Regions from separate parts of the Homo sapiens genome. Here region 2 is linked to region 1. Evidence: chromatin loops called from intact Hi-C (ENCODE). Cell type or tissue: B cell. All regions are shown on one strand.

Region 1 (2,500 bases):
CTAATATTTGTCCTGGATGAGTCATACCCAAATTCACCTTATCCCCCTTCCAAAGTTGTTCTTAAATTTGAGCATGTATCAGACTCACCTAGAGGGCTTGTTGAAGGACAGGTTGCCGGCCCCCACACCCAGAGTTCCTGATTCAGTAAGTCTGGGGTGTGGGGCAGAGATCCAGCATTTCCAACAAGGTCCCAGGTAACGATGAAGGTAATGTTGCTGGTCCTGGGACCTCACTTTGAGAACCACTGTTTGGCTACATCAGCTGCTCTGTGGATGGACAGTTGATCTTGGGACACAGACACGAGAGAAGATAACTCTAAGAGCTCTGGCCCGGCTTCTTAGAGATTCAGGCTGCCCCTTTGGGGAAGGTTTTGCAAAATAAGTAGTACTTGAGCTGAGCCTTGCAGGACCAGGAGAAATTTGCCACGGTGGCTAGACCAAGAACATCCCAGCAGAGGGAACAGGTGGTGCCCAGGCAAGGTGGTAGGAGAAAATATGGCACATTTGAGGCACAGTGATCTTCCCTAACCTCTAAGGCATCTGTGGGGTGCACGTGAGTGAAGGGGTCACTCGGCAGCTTGCAGATTGTGTGTGCACTTTTGGAGATCTCTTTGAAGGGCTGGAGTGATGAACAATACGCCTAGTAGTGTGCATGGGGCTTAGCTCCCGGGAGAGGAAGCCAGAGCCTTGAAATGAAAAAGCTGCCATCACACCTTCCAGACGGGATGTCTTTGATGACTTGTTGCAGATTTCAGTGATATTACATAGATAAGGAGAACATTACAGAGACTCATAAGAAAATCTTTAATCCTAGTACTGCCCATTCAGGGGATACATTTTCACATCTTCCTGGGAGATGTAGCTTGGAGGCTCAAATGCTGGCATTTCCCCGATGTGCTTTGTGGGGGCAGCAAGGCGGACCATATCAAATGAGGTCTGGGCCTGAAAACACATCACAACTTCACCCAAGGACCCAGCCTTCTTCTTTGGAATTGTCATCTCTCCCCAGCCACACAAGCCCCTTCTCTTTTCCCATCTCTGTCATGCCCGTTGCCTGGCTGTTTCCTGCTCTGCTGTAAATCTGACCCTAGTGAGCATAGCTACTCGCCTGCAAGAGCAATTATGCGTTAATGGAAGACAGCGGTGACGCACGTAGGCAGTCTCTAGGCATTTAAAGGTCCTCTTGCTGAGCTCGAGATCCCAAGGGGCTGCTGAGCCCTGAACCTCTCTGGGGAAACTGCAGCCTGGTGGCCTCCAAATGTCACCACCTTCATCCGCGTTGCATGTCAGTTCAGCACCTACTGTATATAAGTCTCCAGGCTGGTTGCTGAAGGGGTGACATCCTGGCTGTCCATGATCTCCCAGCTGTCCAGTGACCTCCCTTACCAAATGCCTACTCTGCACCTCCCTGTGCCAGGGCCTGCCTGTGCAATCATGTTCTGGGTTTGTCCTCTAATTTTCCATCCGAGGTAGGCACTATTATACCCATTCATAGGGGAGAAAAGTGAGCTTCACGCAGTTCAATAAGCAAGGCAGCTGAGAGGGAGAGTATGGTGCAGGAACTGAGAGCACAGACTCTGGAACCAGCCTGCGTGAGTTCAGATCTTAGCTCTGCATGATTAGCTGTGCAGCTTTGGGGTGAGTTGCTTAATTCTCTGTGTGCCTATTACTTGTCACTAAAATAAAGAGGAAGAGTATACGGTTTCTTTGAGGGTCAAGCCAATATATGTAAAATACCTAGAACAGTGGCTGCCACACAAGGGCTATATACAATGCCACTTATTCTACTGTGAAATTAATTCATGGGCAGCAAGTGAGTAGATCCATGCTCTAGTGCCAACCTTCCATCTGCTCCATTCCCCCTGAGGCTGGTTCCCAAAAGGTGGAGAAATGAGGACGTGAGAGATCATGAAGTTGTCCCTTCCCTGTGTCCTGTACTCTATGCTTTAGAGCAACTCTGCACATCCTCCTGGGAGATGTAGCTTTACAGCAGAGCAGGAAACAGCCAGGCAATGGGCGTGATAGAGATGGGAAAAGAGAAGGGGCTTGGGAGGCTGGGGAGAGATGATGCTTCCCAAGAGGAAGGCTGGGTCCTTGGGTGAAGTTGTGATGTGTTTTCAGGCCCAGACCTCATTTGATATGGTCTGCCTTGCTGCCAAGCTGTCCAATCCACAGTCCGCGGGCCACATGCAACCCAGGAAGGCTTTGAATATGGCCCAACACAAATTCCTATGCTTTAGAGCAAGCTTGTCCAATCCACAGCCCGCGGGCCACATGCCTCCCAGGACGGTTTTGAATATGGCCCAACACGAATTCCTGAACCTTCCTTTCTTAAAACATTAAGATTTTTTTTTTTGTAATTTTTTTTTCAGCTCATCAGCTATTGTTAGTATTCATATATTTTATGTATGGCCCAAGACAATTCTTTTTCTTACAGTGTAGCCCAGGGAAGCCAAAAGATTGGACACCCCTGCTTTAGAGTCGGCCTGACCTGGGTTTG
Region 2 (2,500 bases), 74 kb before region 1:
AGTCACCTTGGGGCTGAGGTCCCAGGTGGGAGATGGGTCATAGCTGGGTGGGGTCTGAAGTGTCTGTGCCTCAGTTTCCTCATCTGCAAAATGGAGAGGCTCTTGCCCATCCTGTAAGGTCAGTAGGAGGACCAGAGTCTTCACTCCATGGTCTCACTCAGCTATCACAGCAACCTTGAGCAGCAGGAAGGGCACGTGTCCTCGTCCCCATTTTGCAGATGAGAAACCCGACCCCCATGGATGAGAAGCAGCTTGCCCCCTTTCATCCAGAGGATCCTGAATTCAGACCCAGATCTGCCTGTCCAGCCCTGTGCCCTGTGCTGCCCTGCTGCCTTCTTCTGCCCTTACTCCTTCTGGCCAGCTGATGCCTGCTTTCTTGAGAGAAGTTCCTCTGGTGCCTCATCACCTGGAAGAGCCAGGTCTCCTGGGAACAAGTGGACAACATTTTGGTCTTGTGCTTTGCCAGGTGCAGTGGCCCTTGAGGGCTAGCCTGTCCACACAGCTCTGTTGCCCTGGGCCCTGCTCAGCCTATCCTAGCTTGAGGGCTATGCCCAGGCGAAAAAGTCTAGGGCACGGAATTAGATCATCTAGAGCAAGTTTTCACCAAGCCTCAATCCCTCAGCTATAAAAAGTAAGTCAACTTACAGGGTCATTGCAAAATAAAGCACAGCTATATTTGAAAGTGCTGAGTGACAGCAGGGATAACCATCGCCCTCAATGCATCCTGACTTGGTGCCAGGCCCTGAGCTAAGCCCCTTTCTTACATGATTTCTCTTGGTTTTCACCGTTAAAGGTAGATTAGTGTTATTGCTTCCTTTCTTGTTGAGGTATAATTTTTATATATATAATTTATATATAATATATATGTTATATATTATATGTTTATATTATATATACTATATATAGTATTACATATAATGTATATATTATATATACAGTAAAGTACACAAACTTTGTGTACAACTCAATGACTTTTTAAAACCGTGTGACCATCAAGACAGAAGTATTTCTGACACCCTCAAAGGCCCCCTCAAGCTCCCTCTTGGTCAATACCCTGCCAAAGGTTAACACTTAAGTTTGGGTTATTTTTCCTGGTTTTACAGATGGGGAAACTGAGGCTCAGGGAGGAACTGTGAACTGCTCAAAGTCACAAAGCTGCAAAACGGTAGGGCCTAGATTTTTCTGTCTCTACCAAAGCACATGGTGATCCATATAGGCTATACAAGTTATTTCCTCTTCCTCTTTCCTCATCTCCCTCTCATCTTCCTCCTCTTCCTCCTCCAACTTTTCCTCCTTCACCAGTCCCCCCATTTGCTGTAGTTTCATATGTCTACCATCAGATGGCGCCAAAGGACCAACTGCAGAGTCCAGGTTGGGCTCCAAGGCCGGGGAGGAGGCAGGCCCGGCGGGGTGGTCAGGGTTTCTGGGCTTTGGGGAGGGATGCAGGGGAAAGCTGCTGGTGACCATCCTGAGTCCTGTCCAGTAGACATGGCAGAGGCAACTGTCCAGTGATGACCAGACAAGAGAATGAAAATGCAAGGCTAGGGCTCACGATTATATGAGCACTGGGCTGGGAGTAGAGAGACTTGGGTTCTCTGTTACTCTCATCACACTCTGAGTCAGCTTCCTGCCCACACAGTGAGTGGGCCTTCCCCCTCCAGGGTAAACAGTCCTGCCTGTCTCTCTGCATCTGCTCTTCTGTACATCAGGCCTGCTCTCCCTTCCTCGGTCGACCAGTTCACACTAATCAGCTTGGCAAGCCCAGCCCAATTGCTGCCATTCCCAGGAAGCCTTCCCTGACTGCTCTGGCATTGAACTGATTACCTTGGCTGCCCCTGTGCAATGGGCCAGGCACCACCTTCTGTGGCCAGAGGCTCGCCTGGCGTTTCCAGCATCCACCAGGGCGGCCAGCACAGGGCTGGGGGCCCAGGGTGTGTGTCACAGGTCATCTGGACCTAATGGACTGGGATGGCAGGGGGGAAGGAGGCTGTGGCACGGTGCAAGGGGGGCTGGACCTAATGGACTGGGGTGGTATGGGGGAAGGAGGCTGTGGCACGGTGTGAAGGAGGCTCCCACAGAAGACGTTATTGCTCTTCTACTCCCTTCCTGGGAGTGGCTGGATTGCAGAGGGCAGTGTTGGGGCCCCAGCTGGGGTGCTTCCCCTCATGCCGGCCCCAGGGAGTGCTGCAAGGCTGAACTTTAGTCTTTCCTCATCTGTGTCCAGCTAGCATCTCCCCGGGAAAGCCAGCTTTCCAGAAACTAAGACAGGAAGAGCCTTTGGGGATCATTAAACACACATCGGCCCAGGTCACACAGGCTTTCGGCAAAGAGCCTGTGACTCTGCTCAGCCTCCAGCTCTGAGCCCTGAACGCCTTCTTCTTCCTCCGCTCAGCCTCCAGCTCTGAGCCCTGAACGCCTTCTTCTTCCTCCGCTCAGCCTCCAGCTCTGAGCCCTGAACGCCTTCTTCTTCCTCCGCTCAGCCTCCAGCTCTGAGCCCTGA

What was found. Peaks named below come from ENCODE experiments on the same cell type or tissue, not always from the same donor. Only the 100,000 strongest peaks of a DNase experiment are listed, where the experiment ranks them.
Region 2: it touches region 1 in a loop (7-fold over the local background); 6 of 110 quality-filtered maps call a loop at or near these places.

What each region holds. Positions count from the first base shown.
Region 1 is chr11:45,028,207-45,030,706 of GRCh38, reverse strand. The region is part of intron 1 of LOC105376650 (a long non-coding RNA gene); the gene reads right to left. Among named protein-coding and RNA genes, the nearest start is that of LINC02685, 56 kb to the right of the region's middle. In B cell, no CTCF peak of the experiment used is centred here; a DNase peak (open chromatin) is centred at 1,176; H3K27ac peaks cover 2,122 bases.
Region 2 is chr11:45,102,133-45,104,632 of GRCh38, reverse strand. It overlaps a transcript of PRDM11 not described here. Among named protein-coding and RNA genes, the nearest start is that of PRDM11, 43 kb to the left of the region's middle. RefSeq lists a silencer at 1,281-1,575 and an enhancer at 2,371-2,500. In B cell, CTCF peaks have their summits at 1,114 and 1,314 (motif pointing right); a DNase peak (open chromatin) is centred at 1,372.